2 separate regions of the Mus musculus genome follow, and region 1 is linked to region 2. A link is a loop called in an ENCODE intact Hi-C map of the cell type or tissue named here. Cell type or tissue: gastrocnemius. All regions are shown on one strand. Each heading gives the region's core, and the rest is flanking DNA. Links, peaks and the distances in the headings are about the cores only.

Region 1 (9,668 bases), core at 513-8,512, 60 kb before region 2:
AGCACCTAATACCCACTAGAGATCTCACACAAACCCAGCCCCAATGAGCCCACACACAAACCAAGGTTGAGGAATAATTTAATGTCTGCGTCCTGCCACATGGATTATAGCACATGATTTAGAATCTGCCCTAGCCACCTGCACACCACCATGCACACTTAAGAATCCTCTGCATCTCAGAAACTCCTTGGCGACCCTGGAACTGAATTTCCCTGAATCACTCCAGTCATTGTGACTGGTGATAGTGGAGAGGAAAAAGGATTTTAATCAAAGATGGCCAAAGGAGGATCCCCATAACCTCATCTCTACCAGTTTCTAAACTATTTGTAAAATTTATCACACAAAACTGAATTTGCAATGAAATGTTCAGAACCTCTACAAACCAGATTTTCAGTTTTGAAATTCATCTTCTCATAACAAAAGCACTGCTTGTGTGTGCATAGCGGGCAGTGAGATTATAAGCAACACAGCTTCCTATGGCCAGAGCTGCAGAACCTCCTCCTCCCCAGGAAATGCACACAGAGGCCAAGGCCTTTTGCCCAGGTTACCACATGTACCAAAAGAAACACAGTCTGTTTCACAGTCCATCACAGTCCAATAAGATTGTTTAGCCAACTTGTTCTTCCTGGTGGCTGTCACAATCACAATGGCATGGCTTGTGGTCTCCCTCACAGCTCTCTGATGAACTGCATCAGAGGAGAATTATGGAAAGAACCTGCAAGCTACTCCTCCTGATTGCTAGGCTGCCCAGAAGACAGTAGCAGCTCTCCTACTGGAGAAGTAGAGATGAAATGACTCAGACAGCACAGGCCTTCCAGCTCTCCCCTTCCAGCCCACCCTAGGGGCAGACAGAGCCCTAGTATAGTAAGTTTGTATTTTATTAGAATCTTCTACTCTCCCAGGTGGGGAGAGTTCTTGGGACCGCTTCTAGGAAAAAATGGCAAGAATATTTGACACTGGGCTAGGTCAAGGAAGTAAGCTCAAAAAAAGTACAGCTGAGGAATGTGTTCCTCATATCTTGTCATACCTTGATCATCTTGATAAGACTCTGAATACAGCAACCGGGGAACTTTGTTTACACCCTTTTTCTTACATTTCTACTTTGTTTATGCCTTAAAACTGACCCTACTCTTTGTTTGTACCCAGGCAGTCAAGGTGGGTCAGGGTCTGTTGGCAGATTTCCCAGTCTGATGAGTCATGGAATGATAAGAGGAGGTATACCTGAGGCTCAAGGGAGGTGCCTCTGGAAAAGAACCGATAGTCTGTGTATATTTCGGGAGATTGTTTCTGTTAGCTTGTGGCTTTGCTTTCCAAGGTTCTGTGGGGTATAAAAAGACTATGAAAAATAAACTCAAGGCTGGTGGTTGCTGCTGGTGCTCCTGCTGAAGTATTAACCAGCAGTTCTCCCAAATCTAATTCTTGGCTTTGCATCTTCCTTCTACCTCCTATTTTGTTCCTTGCTCCCTCATCAGAGACTGTTTGACTCATGCTGGGGGATCCAGTACAAGGACAGAAACTCGACTCAAGGACCTCTTTCTCCTCCATCCCTGTTTCTCTCCTGTCTGCTGTTAAGGGGTGAAACAGTTGCGGGGGGGTCACGGAAGGGGATTAAGGGAGGGGAAAAAGAAGAAACCATAAAGTAGCAAAGACCAGCTACACTGATTAAGGGTAAAGAGGAACCAGACTAGGATGGATTTTGCCTTCCACATATGCTGCCACCCTTAAGTCTCTTCTAGGTTCAGGTTCCAGGTTAAGTTTTGAACAACTTAAATACAGACTGGAGACTGCAAGTCTAGCCACTAAGACACATGGGAAATTTGCACAGCAAGCATATTCCAGGATCATTTCTTAAGGACACCAGTGCCCTAACACAGCAGGTTAGTGACAGCGTCCTAAGTGGAAGGTTCCAGATGATGAAAAACATCGGAAAAGGAAAAGGTAGAGAGTATAAAAGCTGGGGTGGGGAGGTCTTACACAAGCTATGGCTTATGCTAAGTCAGCTTCTTAAGAATACCATCTTGTACACGATTGACATGAGGGAAAAGGAAGGAGATGGGAGACACCTCTGAAGTCAGCAGAAAGATGAAGAAAGTATGAAGTCCACAGAAACATCAGACAATTGGACACACTCAGGAGAAAGCTAATCAAACACTGCTGCACAAGGGACAACTCAGTGTTTCTAAAAAACATTTCTGACCAAGCCTCTAGTGGCCTTGGAACTGATAACCACAGCCCCATATGGTGGGAAGTTGTGCTCTCAGAATCTGATTCAACCCCTCCCAAAGGCCCTGCCCCAGACCATTACCAGCTCCCAGGCACATTCCTGAATTTAGAGAAGGAGCTCTGCAAATGCACCCAAGAGGAGGAGATGTCAGGAAAGAATCAGACTCCGGGGTGAAATCAAGCAGTAGAAAGAAAAATAACTATATACAGAATCAACAAGACCAGGAGCTGTTTCTTTGAGAAAATCAACTAGATAAACCAGACTAACCAGAGGACACAGAGACAGTATCCTAATTAATAAAATCAGAAATGAAAAGGAGGATATAACAGTGAAGTATATCTTAAAATAATTATTCTCTTTTAAAAATATTAACAATTGAAAATATTGAAAATGTTCTACAAAACAAAAAAAAAAACAAAAAACAAAAAAAAAACGAAGTCAAGGAGCCCTGTTTTCTCTATACCCAGGGCCTCAGGGAAAGCTCCCAAGGACTAGGCCCAGGCTGTGAATGGCTCTGCCAAGCATGTTGTTGGGTTTCAGAAGGAGCTGTGGCCTGCTCCAGACATGGGGACCTCAGGGAAAGTGTAGCTGGATCAGGCCTGCACTCAATGCAATGGTTGTGGGCTTTTTGTTTTGTTCTTTTAAGTTTTCAAATGGTTGTCACTAGATGCCATCTAGCCAGTGTGGCAGAACTATGTTTTTCTCAAGAAGAAAACTGAACCTTATGGCACAAGAGGCCTTGCTGTTGGTTATGATCCTGTAATGCCCCATTGAGCTGCTAGTTAGAGGCCTGCTCTTTGATAAGGAGATGGGCCTAGTGGCAGATTATAAATCGTTTGTTTCCTTTGTTATGATTTCTGGACAATGCTGGTGAACAAGCATGTGTATCCTAGCATCCTAACCTCTAACTGCCCTGGTTGGCATAGTACTTATCTGTGAGGTGTGAGGCAGTCCTCCCTCAGCTAAATTCTACTTGGTGTGCCTTACTATTTCCTAAGCTTTACTAAATCCTTTACATCATCAATTCTACTCTTTAACATCACAGCTTGACATTGAATTGCTACCCAGCACAAGAGATGCCTTTTACAACCTCCACAAAATGAACTCCAAATGGATTGTCCACCTTAATCTCAAGTGCTAAGAACAGAACTTGTAGAAAGTTGGACTCTCTGAGTATGGGATCACGCCAAAGATCTCTCTACACACAAGCCAAATGCTCAGCACAGATGCAGCCCCCACGGGGAAGTTATTCAGACGCTACAGCTGGGACCCGCGAGTGGCTAGGACCACAGGGGACCTCACAGGTGGCCGCGGATTCCCACGCAGCGCAGGGAAAGACCCACACTAGCAGCTCGCGCTGCTTCTCCCCATTGTTTTCAGTGACCCTGTGCTCACCATGTCGCAACTTCGGAGCTTGCCTGAGCACCCTAAACAGCATTCAGCCTCAGGACGGAGAGCACAGAACAGGGGACCAATCAAGTAGGCTCAGCAACTAAGCGAAACAGGCTCCAATGCACCCGGAAAAACCCGCCTTCCTTTTGATTTGCAGGTCCGCCGAGAGACTCTGATTGGCCAACAAGTCTTGAGTGACTGGAGCACCTCCCTTAGGGTTAGAGTGTGCTGAAGGTACGCGGTGTAGAGGTTCTCAGCCCAACAAGCTGCAAGTCCAGACCTGCAGGGATTTCCAATTCTGTAGTATTTGTGTCGATCCTCCAATAGGCTACCGATCTGTCTCCCCGCGCAGCCCCATGGAGGAACCATCAGTCCCCTGCCACTACTCTGCCGCTGGCTCCTCCCCTAGGTAGGCAGTAACCCTGTGATCGCCAGGGCCTGATGTCAGCCAGAGCTTCCCTCACTCACTAGGTTGTTTGCCTTCTTCCTCCTTAAATCAAGGTAGGGAGCTTGCATAGCCCATTCATTACTCAACCTGCAGGGGATTTATCAATCTGTCCCACAAGCGAAAAGGTGCCCAGAATATTAACAATTAAATTGTGTCATGGGCAAAGAATAGTTCTGTATTCTTGCTGTTGGGATTGAGACCCAGGAACAGAGGCTGATCTGCATATTATTAACATACCAAAGGAGCCATCCACCTGCCATGGGCAAACTGGGTTTACCTGAAACCTGTGGAAATGAATAGGTATTGGGGTGAGAGAAGAATGAAGCCAAGCAAAGGTTCTGATCAAGGCTCAAAATTTAATAATAAGGTTTGCGTTTATAAAGGGAAAACCTACAAAATCCATCCCCCTCTTCAGCTGCAGTATGTTGTAGAGCAATGTCAGTGCAGGCAGCCAAAACAGCTAAGTTCCCATGAGAACCTGCACCTCAACAAAGACAGATGTCTCTGTCCTGGGTTGTCATGGCGAATGTTCAAGGTCTGCTTAGTCTGCGCAAGGCTGGGAAGGTTAGAGCTGGGCCTCCAGGTTCTCCCAGCACTCCTCAGTCTCCACCTGTTACAGGGCAAGGTTGACAGACCCCACCTTGTACCTTGAACTCCCAGCCCAGCGGCCAGGCTTTCCCTTCCTAGAAGCCCTTCCTATATAATCCAGACATTTTGTACTCTTTGTGTCTCTGTTTCTCTGTCTCCATCTCTCTCCCCTTTCTTCCCTCTCCAGTCTTTCTCCCTCCTTCTCCCTCCACTTCCCCTCCCAATCCCTACTCCCCTGCATTTTTCTCTCCCAGCTTGCCTTGCTGGCTTTTTCTCCCCACCTCTGCTCCTTATTCTCCCATCCCATAACTTCTCTGACCTCCTTGGGACCAGTGAACTCTCTGCTGCCTTGGGATCAGTGAATCCTCTAGAGAGCTACCCCTAATAACCGGAAAATACTCTAATTTCACTTCAGTTGAGTCCTTCACGCTGGGCTTAGGTAAAGTGCAGCTAGTTTTCAGCTGGTAGGTATGTGAACCCTGGGAGACAAACAGGAACCAGATGACAAACCCTGTGGAGCACTGCTGTTAGCCAGCACACCTTCCTCCGTGGGAAGCTGAACACACATTCGCACATAGAACTGTATTAGTGAAGGTTCTCTAGATGAACAGACCTGATAGGAGGAATCTAGGTATGTACAAAGTGGATTTATTGGAATATTTCACAGGCTGTAGTCCAACTAGTCCAACGATGGCTAACTTAGCACGTGTAGGAGTAGGAAACCTAGATGTGAACGTATCCAGACTCCCTCAATAAAATCCCAGTGCTTCCTTTCTTGAAGGAAATCACTGCCTTGGAATTGACTCCTATTCTCACCTTGCTGACCACGGGGGTGGGGGTGGGGGGGACATCTGTCTCCATTCTTTCATTGAGGCTTTTCCTATAGTCAAACTGACTACATGTGGAATTAACTAAACCTGAAAGAGTTTGGGTACTGGGGTGGGTTTTTTTGTTTGGTTTGGTTTTGTTTTGTTTATAGCTTTCGAACTGTGAAAACCCTTCTTTAATCTGGATTTTTTTGAGGTGATAAGACCCCCCTTTACTCTAGGCCACAGCTTCTGTCGGCACCCTACATAGAGAAAGGACACTGAAGATGGGAGCGGGTTCTCTTTGTCTACCTACCTTACATCTGGCTAACAACTTCCCAACTTCCTTCTGTCCTTCCTTTCTTTATTCTTCTTCTTTTGTGTGTGTGTGTGTGTGTGTGTGTGTGTGTGTGTGTGTGTGTGTGTGTGTGTTTGAGAAAGGGTTTCTCTGTGTAGCCTTGGCTGTCCTGGAACTCACTCTGTAGAACAGGCTGGCCTTGAACTCAGAAATCCACCTACCTCTACCTCCCAAGTGCTGGGATTAAAGGCATGTGCCACCACTGCCTGCTTCCTTCCTTCCTTCCTTCCTTCCTTCCTTCCTTCCTTCCTTCCTTCCTTCCTTCCTTCCTTCCTTTCTTTCTTTCTTTCTTTCTTTCTTTCTTTCTTTCTTTCTTTCTTTCTTTCTTTCTTTTCCTGGCATTAAAAAGCCAACTTCACTGAAACTCCAGTATATACTGAAGACTGAGACATCCAACCACATTTACTGAACCACACTGGATTATTCAACTTTCCATTGGTAGACAGCCACTGTTAGACTGTGAGAAATTAAGATAAATTCACTTTCAACATGCATACAGAGATTCATTCTATCAGTTCTGTTCATCAAGCGAATCTTTACTAAAATAGCTGTGTGTGTGCACAGGTTTTTGTTTTTCATCCTTCCCACTGAGAAAGATGTGCCAGCTAACAATAGTGCTCCACAGTGTTTGTCATTTGTTTCCTGCTTTTCTCCCAGCTTGTCTCAGACCTACCAGGGGAAAAGTAGCTGTAGTTTGCCTGAACCCAGCATGAAGGCACAAAACAAAACTCTTGTTTCCTGTTAGCTGGCATTTGACATTTAGATGTAAGATCCATTTGGAGTTAATTTGTGGAGGTTGTAAAAGGCATCTAGTGTGTTGGGTAGCAATCCAATCTTAAACTCTGATGTGGAAGAGTATAATCAGTGATGGAAAGGATTTACCAGTGCTTAGGAGATGGTAAGGTAGAATTTAGATGAGGGAGAACTGCCTCTAGAACATCCCACAGGTAAGTAGTATGCTAACCAAGCCTGTTAGAGATTAAGATACTAGGATACAGATGTTTGTTCACCAGTACTGTACAGAAATTTGGCTCTAAACCATGATAAAGAAAACACTCTTTATTTACAACCAGCCACCAGGCCAATCCTCATATTAAAGAGCAGGCCTCTAACAAGCTGCTCAATGGGATATTACAGGATCACAAGCAACAGTAAGGCCTGGTGAGCCATAAAGGTCTAATTTACTTGAGAAATGCATAGTTCTGACACATGGGAAGATCACACTGGTCTTGAAAGTCTATGAAAAAGAGACAAAACTGTTGTGTTGAGGGCTGGCCTTATCAAGCATACCTTTCTCTGAGGCCCTCATATATGATGAATGATAGCTTTTTCTCAAACCCAGGAACAAGCTTGGCAGAACCAGTAACAACCTGGGTCCTAGGCCTTGGGAGCTTTCCCTAAGGCCCTTGTCAGGAGCCATAATGGGACAAGCTAATAACTAGCAGGTGATCATCCTGACACTGGCTGCTGCGGATTATTATATAATCTGGGAGACGTGCATCCTTATTAATCAAGGATGTGAGGGACTCATTTTAGGAAATATTTCTGCTATTAATATGCTTTTCCATTTATTATTAAAGGTATATAACAATTACTAAGTAGTAGCACACCCCTCAGGAGCAGATCTCTGCAGATCCACGGAGATGCACTCTCTTGTAGTGATGTCATATAGACAACTAGATGACTTAAGTCTTAATGATGATCCCATAAGAAGTCCTAAAATTATGTCTCTCAAGTGTCACCAGTTAATTGCTCTTAGATGGCAACCAGACGTTCTCCTACTCAGAGTACATTCCAAGAGGTTGTAATATAATTAACTAAAGGTCATAAAAAAAGAACTAATGATTTATTATAGGTGCTAGGACAGAAGATAAAGTATTGACTGGGTTTATCTATACAGAACTTCACTTATAACTTAGTCATGGTTTTAAACCTTCATTGAGCCTGTGGAGATGAGACAATTGATGGATGCTTGCTAGGTAATTACTCCTAATGAATATGCATGTAAACATTCTCTGTTGTAAACTTCTATTTCAGTTTATGATTTGATTTTTTCTGCGAACTTGTGATAAACTTTGTAACATGTGATCATGTACTCTGATAAGTACTGAGGACAGAGAGATGAGAAAAGAAAAAGAAAGAAGAATTTTTGCCCTTCTGCACTTAGACTAGAATTTTTTGCCTGTCCCCACTTTGAGAATTGTTCACTTTCCCCAATTAGGATCTTTTTGATTTTCCTCTTAGATAACTTTCATAGGAAACTTTTTACAACTTAGTAATAAATGTTATAATAGCTTTTCTAAGTGTCCCTCCCTTTTTCTTTGAGATTTTTGGAATAGCAGGCTGAAAGTTAGAGCCCAGCAGTTCCTGCTGACATAGAGCAAAGTCCACATTGCTTAATCCTCCCCTGTTAGGCTACCTCAGCCAGCAGTCTTTTACCCTCAGAAAGAGCAAGAAAGATTTTAGGACTTTTTAGACATCATCAGTAGCATTTCAGTACAGTTAGAGAGCTGGAAAGCCCCAAGACCCTAAGTCTTTAAAGCCATTACCAGACTCCTATTCTGTAACTCCACTACTACCCCACCCCAGGTTGGGAGGCTCCTGGCAGACCCTGATGTACTGAGAAACAAATGGAGCTCCTTCTTTAAAGCCAGGAATATGCTTATGAGAGCTGATAATGGTCTGGGGTCAGGGACATTGGGGAGGGGTGGCTTCAGATTTTGAAAATACAGTTCTTCCCACCACCTGGGGCTGTGGTTTTCAGTCCTAAATCCATTGTAGGCTTAGTCAGTATGTTTTTAAGATGCCTTGAGTATCGCCTCCTGAGTTTGTCCCATTGTGTGAGAGTTTCTGATGACTTCATAGAAGTTTCCCATTTCTTTCTGTTTTCCACTGTAAGTAGTACACAAGGTTCTACTGTTAGGAAGCTTACTTGGTATAAGACAACTTCTGCAAGGCCTCCCCACCCCAGCTTCTATACTTTCTACCTTATAATTTTTCCTGTCTTTTTCATCCTCTGGGACTTTGTACTTAGGGACCTGTCACTGATGTTGATTCATATCAGTATTATAAAAGCCCCATCACTGTAAAAGCCCCAATAGTTTTCCTTCCTCCTTCCCATCTCCTGCTAGGTCAACTACTCCTTAACCTTATTTTGCACTATAATGCTCAATTTTGGCAAGCCAAAAATACATGTCCAGCCAGAAATACCCTGTGGACATGAGCACATACCCAGCTGGTAGCAGGTTATTCAGTTTTGCAAGGTGACACAAATTAAACTTTTGTGGGTATAAGTCCATTCATCAACTAGCACCCCTCTGTCAGAATACTTGTTTAATTGTACATACAGATGTGTTCATTATACCAAGCAACCTTTCCTGATAAGCACCTACCAATTTGATACCATCTCTCTAAGAACCATTTTTAAGTCTGTATTGATCAGACACAGCTTCCCTATTTTAAGTCTCTGTTTATCAGACATAGCTTCCTCAGAACAGTTATGCAAGCAGGACCCATAGGTTTACTCAGTGTGACTGTAGCTGTTTCTCTAGGGATATGATTACGTGTCCCAAAATACTCAGGAATAATGGTCACATCTGGAGGATCAACATAGGCAAAGAGAGGCAAAGAGGGTTTTACTCCTTGAAAGAGTATTGAGAAAACTCACAGAATCATTCATAGAGCTTTCAGCCTACATGATTGCAGCCTTTCCCATGATCAACAAGGTGAAAGTAAACATTGCTATGAGTATTAACATAAGCATAGCAAAAGCAAGGAGAGCTTGTAGCACATGTGATCTAGATAATAAGCATATAAGCCACCGAATTCACCCCAGGTCTTTGCCAAGTGGGA
Region 2 (9,668 bases), core at 881-8,880:
GAGTGTAGGTATTATATCCAAATGTATCAAAATACATATATTAAATGTGTACAGTTTTATATCAACTATAACACAATGTGGCCTTAAATAATTTTAGTTAATATCAATGGAATATCCCGAACTACTGCTATCAGAATTTATTCCTAATACACAACCATGTACTACATTCATATTCAGTGTTCAATACTGGACAATATCGTATTTACACTCTCTTTGTTTTCTCAATTAACTTATACTTAGGGAGATATCATTTATGTGATTCTAATAATGTATTCTGATATACTGTGTCGTTAAAGTATATGCTAAAGTCCTCTTTCTATAGCCTTGTACATTATTTCGCATCAGCTTCAATTTCACACACTTACAACTGTAAACAACACCATTATAGTGATGTTTAAAAAGTGGGGGGGGGATGTTGGGTAGGTTTAATTTGCAGCATAAATTCTAAACAATCTAAAAAAAAAAAAAAAAAAAAAAAAAACTCCTAACAGGATATCTGATTCCAAAGCTACCTGCCAAGGGTAAAAAATCTCAGAATTGTCACTAGGATGATGAAGAAATTGTACACATTTTTGCACAATGTAAATTCCATCTGTACTTATCACAGAGCTACAACAATCAAAAGCTTTACAACATTTGTGAAAAAATAAAGAAATGTAGAGGAAAAAAGCCAAGAAAATAAGCCCCAAATTATAGTCAGGTTTCAATTAAAAGACCTAAGGAAACTCAGCCAGGAAAAATGTGAACATGACTAATATTACCAATGATTGCATGTGTATACAAATGGAATGAACACAGACTTCACAATTCCACAAAAATAACTAAAAGTGATCCCTCACTGTTATATTTCTGACCCTCCAGCCACTACTGACTTCACTTCCAAACAGAGGCTCTAGAGCTCTCTCTGTATGGAGGTGATCAGAAAGCTGGGCTAGGGCACTGCCGCACCTAATACCCACTAGAGATCTCACACAAACCCAGCCCCAATGAGCCCACACACAAACCAAGGTTGAAGAATAATTTAATGTCTGCTTCCTGCCACATGGATTATAGCACATGATGTAGAATCTGCCCTAGCCACCTGCACACCACCATGCACACTTAAGAATCCTCTGCATCTCAGAAACTCCTTGGCGACCCTGGAACTGAATTTCCCTGAATCACTCCAGTCATTGTGACTGGTGATAGTGGAGAGGAAAAAGGATTTTAATCAAAGATGGCCAAAGGAGGATCCCCATAACCTCATCTCTACCAGTTTCTAAACTATTTGTAAAATTTATCACACAAAACTGAATTTGCAATGAAATGTTCAGAACCTCTACAAACCAGATTTTCAGTTTTGAAATTCATCTTCTGCACACCAAAAGCACTGCTTGTGTGTGCACAGTGGGCAGTGAGATTATAAGCAACACAGCTGCCTATGGCCAGAACTGCAGAACCTCCTCCTCCCCAGGAAATCCACACAGAGGCCAAGGCCTTTTGCCCAGGTTACCACATGTACCAAAAGAAACACAGTCTGGTTCACAGTCCATCACAGTCCAATAAGATTGTTTAGTCAACCTATTCTTCCTGGTGGCTGCCACAATCACAATGGCAAGGCTTGTGGTCTCCCTCACAGCTCTCTGATGAACTGCATCAGAGGAGAATTATGGAAAGGACCTGCAAGCTACTCCTCCTGATTCCTAGACTGCCCAGAGGACAGTAGCAGCTCTCCTACTGGAGAAGTAGAGATGAAATGACTCAGACAGCACAGGCCTTCCAGCTCTCCCCTTCCAGCCCACCCTAGGGGCAGACAGAGCCCTAGTATGGTAAGTTTGTATTTTATTAGAATCTTCTACTCTCCCAGGTGGGGAGAGTTCTTGGGACCGCTTCTAGGAAAAAATGGCAAGAATATTTGGCACTGGGCTAGGTCAAGGAAGTAAGCTCAAAAAAAGTACAGCTGAGGAATGTGTTCCTCATATCTTGTCATACCTTGATCATCTTGATAAGACTCTGAATACATCGACCGGGGAACTTTGTTTACTCTCTTTTTCTTACATTTCTACTTTGTTTATGCCTTAGAACTGACCCTACTCTTTGTTTGTATCCAGGCAGTCAAGGTGGGTCAGGGTCTGTTGGCAGATTTCCCAGTCTGATGAGGCATGGAATGATAAGAGGAGGTATACCTGAGGCTCAAGGGAGGTGCCTCTGGAAAAGTACGGATAGTCTGTGTATATTTCAGGAAATTGTTTCTGTTAGCTTGTGGCTTTGCTTTCCAAGGTTCTGTGGGGTATAAAAAGACTATGAAACATAAACTCAAGGCTGGTGGTTGCTGCTGGTGCTGCTGCAGCAGTATTAGCCAGCAGTTCTCCCAAATCTAACTCTTGGCTTTGCATCTTCCTTCTACCTCCTATTTTGTTCCTTGCTCCCCCATCAGAGACTGTTTGACTCATGCTGGGGCGTCCAGTACAAGGACAGAAACTCCACTCAAGGATCTCTTTCTCCTCCGTCCCTGTTTCTCTCCTGTCTGCTGTTAGGGGGTGAAACAGTTGCGGGGGTCACGGAAGGGGGTTAAGGGAGGGGAAAAAGAAGACACCATAAAGTAGCAAAGACCAGCTACACTGATTAAGGCTAAAGAGGAGCCAGACTAGGATGGATTTTGCATTCCACATATGCTGCCACCCTTAAGTCTCTTCTAGGTTCAGGTTCCAGGTTAAGTTTTGAACAACTTAAATACAGACTGGAGACTGTAAGTCTAGCCACTAAGACACATGGGAAATTTGCACAGCAAGCATATTCCAGGATCATTTCTTAAGGACACCAGTGCCCTACCACAGCAGGTTAGTGACAGTGTCCTAAGTGGAAGGTTCCAGATGATGAAAAACATCAGAAAAGGAAAAGTATAAAAGCTGGGGTGGGGAGGTCTTACACAAGCTATGGCTTATGCTAAGTCAGCTTCTTAAGAATACCATCTTGTACACAGTTGACATGAGGGAAAGGGAAGGAGATGGGAGACACCTCTGAAGTCAGCAGAAAGATGAAGAAAGTATGAAGTCTGCAGAAACATCAGACAATGGGACACACTCAGGAGAAGGCTAATCAAACACTGCTGCACAAGTGAAAACTCAATGGTTCTCAAAAACATTTCTGACCAAACGTCTAGTGGCCTTGGAACTGATAACCACAGCCCCATATGGTGGGAAGTTGTGCTCTCAGTATCTGATTCAACCCCTCCCAAAGGCCCTGCCCCAGACCATTCCCAGCTCCCAAGCACATTCCAGGTTTTAGAGAAGGAGCTCTGCAAATGCACCCAAGAGGAGGAGATGTCAGGGAAGAGTCAGACTCGGGGCTGAAATCAAACAATAGAAACAAATAGAACTATATACAGAATCAACAAGACCTGGAGCTGTTTCTTTGAGAAAATCAACTAGATAAACCAGACTCACCAGAGGGCACAGAGACAGTATCCTAATTAATAAAATCAGAAAAATAAAATCAGAAATGTAAAAGGAGGATATAACAGTGAAATATATCTTAAAATAATTATTCTCTTTTAAAAATATTAACAATTGAAAATATTAAAAATGTTCTACAAAACAAAAACAAAAAACGAAGTAAAGGAGCCCTGTTTTCTCTCTATACCCAGGGCCTCAGGGAAAGCTCCCAAGGACTAGGCCCAGGCTGTGAATGGCTCTGCCAAGCTTGTTCCTGGGTTTCAGAAGGAGCTGTGTCCTGCTCCAGACAAGGGGACCTCAGGGAAAGTGTAGCTGGATCAGGCCTACACACAATGCAATGGTTGTGGGTTTTTTGTTTTCTTTTCTTTTCTTTTGTTTTTTTAAGTTTTCAAATGGTTGTCACTAGTGTGGCAGAACTATGCTTTTCTCAAGAAGAAAACTGAACCTTATGGCACAAGAGGCCTTGCTGTTGGTTGTGATCCTGTAATGCCCCATTGAGCTGCTGGTTAGAGGCCTGCTCTTTGATAAGGAGATGGGCCTAGTGTCAGATTATAAATCGTTTGTTTCCTTTGTTATGATTTCTGGACAATGCTGGTGAACAAGCATGTGTATCCTAGCATCCTAACCTCTAACTGCCCTGGCTGGCATAGTACTTATCTGTGAGGTGTGAGGCAGTCCTCCCTCAGCTAAATTCTACTTGGAGTGCCTTACTATTTATTTCCTAAGCTTTACTAAATCCTTTACATCATCAATTCTACTCTTTAACATCACAGCTTGACATTGAATTGCTACCCAGCACAAGAGATGCCTTTTACAACCTCCACAAAATGAACTCCAAATGGATTGTCCACCTTAATCTCAAGTGCTAAGAACAGAACTTGTAGAAAGTCGGACTCTCTGAGTTTGGGATCACGCCAAAGATCTCTCTACACACAAGCCAAATGCTCGGCACAGATGCAGCCCCCACAGTGAAGTTATTCAGACGCTACAGCTGGGTCACGCGAGTGGCTAGGACCTCAGGGGACCTCACAGGTGGCCGCAGATTCCCAAGCAGTTTCGGGAAAGACCCACCCCAGCAGTTTGCGCCGCTCAGACCCCGGTTTCTCCCCATTGTTTTCAGTGACCCTGTACTCACCATGTCGCAACTTCGGAGCTTGACTGAGCACCCTAAACAGCATTCAGTGGCATGACAGAGAGCAGTGAACAGGGGACAAATCAAGTCAGCTCCGCAACTAAGCAAAACAGGCGCCACTGCACCCGGAAAAACCCGCCTTCCTTTTGATTTGCAGTTCCGCCGAGAGACTCTGATTGGCCAACAAGTCTTGAGTGACTGGAGCACCTCCCTTAGGGTTAGAGTGTGCTGAAGGTACGCGGTGTAGAGGTTCTCAGCCCAACAAGCTGCAAGTCCAGACCTGCAGGGATTTCCAATTCTGTAGTATTTGTGTCGATCCTCCAATAGGCTACCGATCTGTCTCCCCGCGCAGCCCCAGGGAGGCCTCACCACTCCCCTGCCATTGCTCTGCCGCTTGCTCCTCCCCTAGGTAGGCAGTGACCCTATGATCGCCAGGGCCTGATGTCAGCCAGAGCTTCCCTCACTCACTAGGTTGTTTGCCTTCTTCCTCCTTGAATCAAGGTAGGGAGCTTGCATAGCCCATTCATTACTCAACCTGCAGGGGATTTATCAATCTGTCCCACAAGCGAAAAGGTGCCCAGAATATTAACAATTAAATTGTGTCATGGGCAAACAATAGTTCTGTTTTCTTGCTGTTGGGATTCAGACCCAGGATCAGAGGCTGATCTGCATATTACTAACACACCAAAGGAGCCATCCACCTGCCTTGAGCAAACTGGGTTTATCTGAAACAGGAACTGGAAATGAATAGGTATTGGGGTGAGAGAAGAATGAAGCCAAGCAAAGGTTCTGATTAAGGCTCAAAGTTTAATAATAAGGTTTGCGTTTATAAAGGGAAAACCTACAAAACCCATCCCCCTCTTCAGCTGCAGTATGTTGTAGAGCAATGTCAGTGCAGGCAGCCAAAACAGCTAAGTTCCCATGAGAACCTGCACCTCAACAAAGACAGATGTCTCTGTCCTGGGTTGTCATGGCGAATGTTCAAGGTCTGCTTAGTCTGCCCAAGGCTGGGAAGGTTAGAGCTGGGCCTCCAGGTTCTCCCAGCACTCCTCAGTCTCCACCTGTTACAGGGCAAGGTTGACAGACCCCACCTTGTACCTTGAACTCCCAGCCCAGCGGCCAGGCTTTCCCTTCCTAGAAGCCCTTTCTACATAATCCAGACATTTTGTACTCTTTGTCTCTCTGTTTCTCTGTCTCGATCTCTCTCCCCTTTCTTCCCTCTCCAGTCTTTCTCCCTCCTTCTCCCTCCACTTCCCCTCCCAATCCCTACTCCCCTGCATTTTTCTCTCCCAGCTAGCCTTGCTGGCTTTTTCTCCCCACCTCTGCTCCTTATTCTCCCACCCCATAACTTCTCTGACCTCCTTGGGACCAGTGAACTCTCTACTTCCTTGGGATCAGTGAATCCTCTAGAGAGCTACCCCTAATAAACCGGAAAATACTCTAATTTCACTTGGGTCGTGTCCTTCAGGCTGGGCTTAGGTAAAGTGCAGCTAGTTTTCAGCTGGTAGGTATGTGAACCCTGGGAGACAAACAGGAACCAGATAACAAACCTGTGGAGCACTGCTGTTAGCCAGCACACCTTCCTCCGTGGGAAGGTGAACACACATTCGCACATAGAACTGTATTAGTGAAGGTTCTCTAGATGAACAGACCTGATAGGAGGAATCTAGGTATGTACAAAGTGGATTTATTGGAATATTTCACAGGCTGTAGTCCAACTAGTCCAACGATGGCTAACTTAGCACGTGTAGGAGTAGGAAACCTAGATGTGAACGTATCCAGACTCCTTCAATAAAATCCCAGTGCTTCCTTTCTTGAAGGAAATCTCTGCCTTGGAATTGACTCCTATTCTCACCTTGCTGACCGGGGAGGGGGGCGGCATCTTTCTCAGTTCTTTCATCTTGTCCTGCATTTAGGCTTTTCCTATAGTCAAACTGACTACATGTGGAATTAACTAAAACTGAAAGATTTTGGGTACTGAGGAGGGTTTTTTTTATTATAGCTTTTTGAACTGTGAAAACACTTCTTTAATTTGGATTTTTTTTTTGAGGTGATAAGACCCCCCTTTACTCTAGGCCACAGCTTCTGGTGGCAGCCTACATAGAGAAAGGACACTGAAGATGGGAGCTGGTTCTCTTTGTCTACTTACCTTACATCTGGCTAACAACTTCCTTCCTTCCTTTTCTCCTGCTTCTTCTTCTTCTTCTTCTTCTTTTTTTTTTTTTTTTTTTTTTGTGTTTGAGACAGGGTTTCTCTGTGTAGCCTTGGCTGTCCTGGAACTCACTCTGTAGACCAGGCTGGCCTCGAACTCAGAAATCCACATGCCTCTGCCTCCCAAGTGCTGGGATTAAAGGCGTGCCACCACTGCCTGCTTGCTTTCTTTCTTCTCTCTCTCTCTCTCTCTCTCTCTCTCTTTCTTTCTTTCTTTCATTCTTTCTTTTCCTGGCATTAAAAATCCAACTTCATTGAAACTCCAGTATATACTGAAGACTGAGACATCCAACCACATTTACTGAACCACACTGGATTCTTCAACTTTCCATTGGTAGACAGCTGCTGTTAGACTGTGAGATATTAAGATAAATTCACTTTCAACATGCATACAGAGATTCATTCTATCAGTTCTGTTCATCAAGCGAATCTTTACTAAAATAGCTGTGTGTGTGCACAGGTTTTTGTTTTTCATCCTTCCCACTGAGAAAGATGTGCCAGCTAACAATAGTGCTCCACAGTGTTTGTCATTTGTTTCCTGCTTTTCTCCCAGCTTGTCTCAGACCTACCAGGGGAAAAGTAGCTGTAGTTTGCCTGAACCCAGCATGAAGGCACAAAACAAAACTCTTGTTTCCTAAAACCCCTCTGTAATTGATAATATTCTGGGCACCCTTCTCCTGTGAGACAGATTAATAACGCCACTACAACTTGAGTACTGGGCTATGCAAGCCATCTACCTTGATTCCCAGAGGAAGAAGTGTCTATTAAGTGCAGGGAGGGGAGCTCAGGCAACCTCTGAAGTCTCCACCTGGTAACACAAGGCCACTGCACACAAAGGGGAGAAGCAGGCAACTAACTGAGCAGTGGAAGCTGGAGTGTTGAGTCCTCCCTGTGGCTGGGTGAGAAGACAGATGGGTGGACAGTTGGAGGGCAGTCACAAGTGCTACTGAAAAGCAAATCTCTGTAGAGAAAGAAAAGGTCTGACTTGGTCAGGAAACACTATGCTGTGTCCCTTCAGCACACTCTAACTCTAAGGGAGGTGTTCAAGACTCACTGGCTAGTCAGGGCCTCCAGGCAGACCTGCCAGGCAGACTAGGTGTGGTGTTCTCCTGGATGCCATGTTGCAGGTTCAGTCCTGTGGCTGAGTAGGCTTGAATGGTACTGTGAGAGATGCCCTGAATGCTGATGTTGGGTGATGGGAAGTGAGTTCAGGCAAGCTCTGAAATTGGGGAGTGGTTAGCACACACTCACTGTCCACAGTCGGGAAGAGCAGCTGGGTAGGCATGGGGAGCTGGTGTGTTGGGTCCTCCCTGGGGCTGGGTGGGAAACTGGTGAGTTGTGGCTGCCTGGGAGGTCTTTTGTGGTTCTAACAATTCTCAGGAACCAGAGGTGGCCTCTGAATAACTTCACTTATTGGGGGCTGAGTCTGTACAAAGCATTTCCATCAGCGGCTCGTGTGTAGAAACATCCTTGACAGGATACCAACCTAGAGAGGCCTAGTTTCTCTAGTGTCTTTTAAAAGTTCTGTGCTTAGCATTTGACATTTAGGTGTAAGATCCATTTGGAGTTAATTTGTGGAGGTTGTAAAAGGCATCTCATGTATTGGGTAGCAATCCAATCTTAAACTCTGATGTGGAAGAGTATAATCAGTGATGGAAAGGATTTACCAATTCTTAGGAGATGGTAAGGTAGAATTTAGATGAGGGAGAACTGCCTCTAGAACATCCCACAGGTAAGTAGTATGCTAACCAAGCCTGTTAGAGATTAAGATACTAGGATACAGATGTTTGTTCACCAGGACTGTTCCTAAATTTGGCTCTAAATCATGATAAAGGATATACCCCTTATTTACAACCAGCTACCAGGCCAATCCTCATATTAAAGAGCAGGCCTCTAACAAGCTGCTCAATGGGACATTACAGGATCACAAGCAACAGTAAGGCTTGGTGAGCCATAAAGGTCTAATTTTCTTGAGAAATGCATAGTTCTGCCACATGGGCAAGATCACACTGGTCTTGAAAGTCTATGAAAAAAAGACAAAACTGTTGTGTTGAGGGCTGGCCTAATCAAGCATACTTTTCTCTGAGGCCCTCATATATGATGAATGATAGCTTTTTCTCAAACCCAGGAACAAGCTTGGCAGAACCAGTAACAATCTGGGGCCCAGGCCTTGGGAGCTTTCCCTAAGGCCCTTGTCAGGAGCCATAATGGGACAAGCTAATAACTAGCAGGCTGATGCTGGCTGCTGGGGATTATTATATAATCTGGGACATGTGCATCCTTATTAATCAAGGCTGTGAGGGACTCATTTTAGGAAAGATGCCTGCTATTAATATGCTTTTCCATTTATTATTAAAGGTATACAACAATTACTAAGTAGTAGCACACCCCTCAGGAGCAGATCTTTGCAGATCCACGAAGATGGACTCTCTCTCTCTTTTTTTTATTTAAGAAAAGTTTTACTAATGTGTTTATATCTTGGCGACATTATTTCAACAAGTTTTAAAGGCAGACAGACTAGAATAGGCTTTAAAGGAACAAATGAGGGTTATACAATTAAATTATTACACAGATCTAAGGGGTTTACTGAGTAACTACAAGGCCCAGAAAACAAATTAAATCTGAAAGATTAGATCCAGTATTAGCACCTACAGTATCTCCAAGTTCAACAGCTTCATTCATTCCTTATGTTTCCTAACTTCTCCCAAACACAGTGCTCTCAAATTCCTAAAAGAAAGAACATAAGAAATTCCAATACTAAGAGAGTATAGAGATAAAGAAGAGCTGGAAAAATTAACTTTAACTTGCAAGTTACACGGAAGCCAAAACTTACTGAGTCAATCAAAAGATTTCTGTGCCCTGAATACTGTATGTGAGGTTATAAATCAGAG

What was found. Peaks named below come from ENCODE experiments on the same cell type or tissue, not always from the same donor. Only the 100,000 strongest peaks of a DNase experiment are listed, where the experiment ranks them.
Region 1: it touches region 2 in a loop (2.7-fold over the local background); 16 of 42 quality-filtered maps call a loop at or near these places.

Annotation. Positions count from the first base shown.
Region 1 is chr5:109,687,117-109,696,784 of GRCm38, forward strand. It overlaps 5430403G16Rik (RIKEN cDNA 5430403G16 gene), which reads right to left and starts at 3,718. Exons shown (of 4, transcript NM_001378588.1): 1 at 3,620-3,718. The coding sequence starts at 3,622. It also overlaps the pseudogene Vmn2r-ps23. In gastrocnemius, for the core only: no CTCF peak of the experiment used is centred there; DNase peaks (open chromatin) are centred at 3,739, 3,998 and 4,299; H3K4me3 peaks cover 1,275 bases; H3K27ac peaks cover 321 bases.
Region 2 is chr5:109,747,026-109,756,693 of GRCm38, forward strand. 4930522L14Rik reads right to left here. Exons shown (of 3, transcript XM_011249625.2): 2 at 4,570-4,846. Among named protein-coding and RNA genes, the nearest start is that of 4930522L14Rik, 45 kb to the right of the region's middle. In gastrocnemius, for the core only: no CTCF peak of the experiment used is centred there; DNase peaks (open chromatin) are centred at 4,485, 4,634 and 4,965; H3K4me3 peaks cover 1,693 bases; H3K27ac peaks cover 951 bases.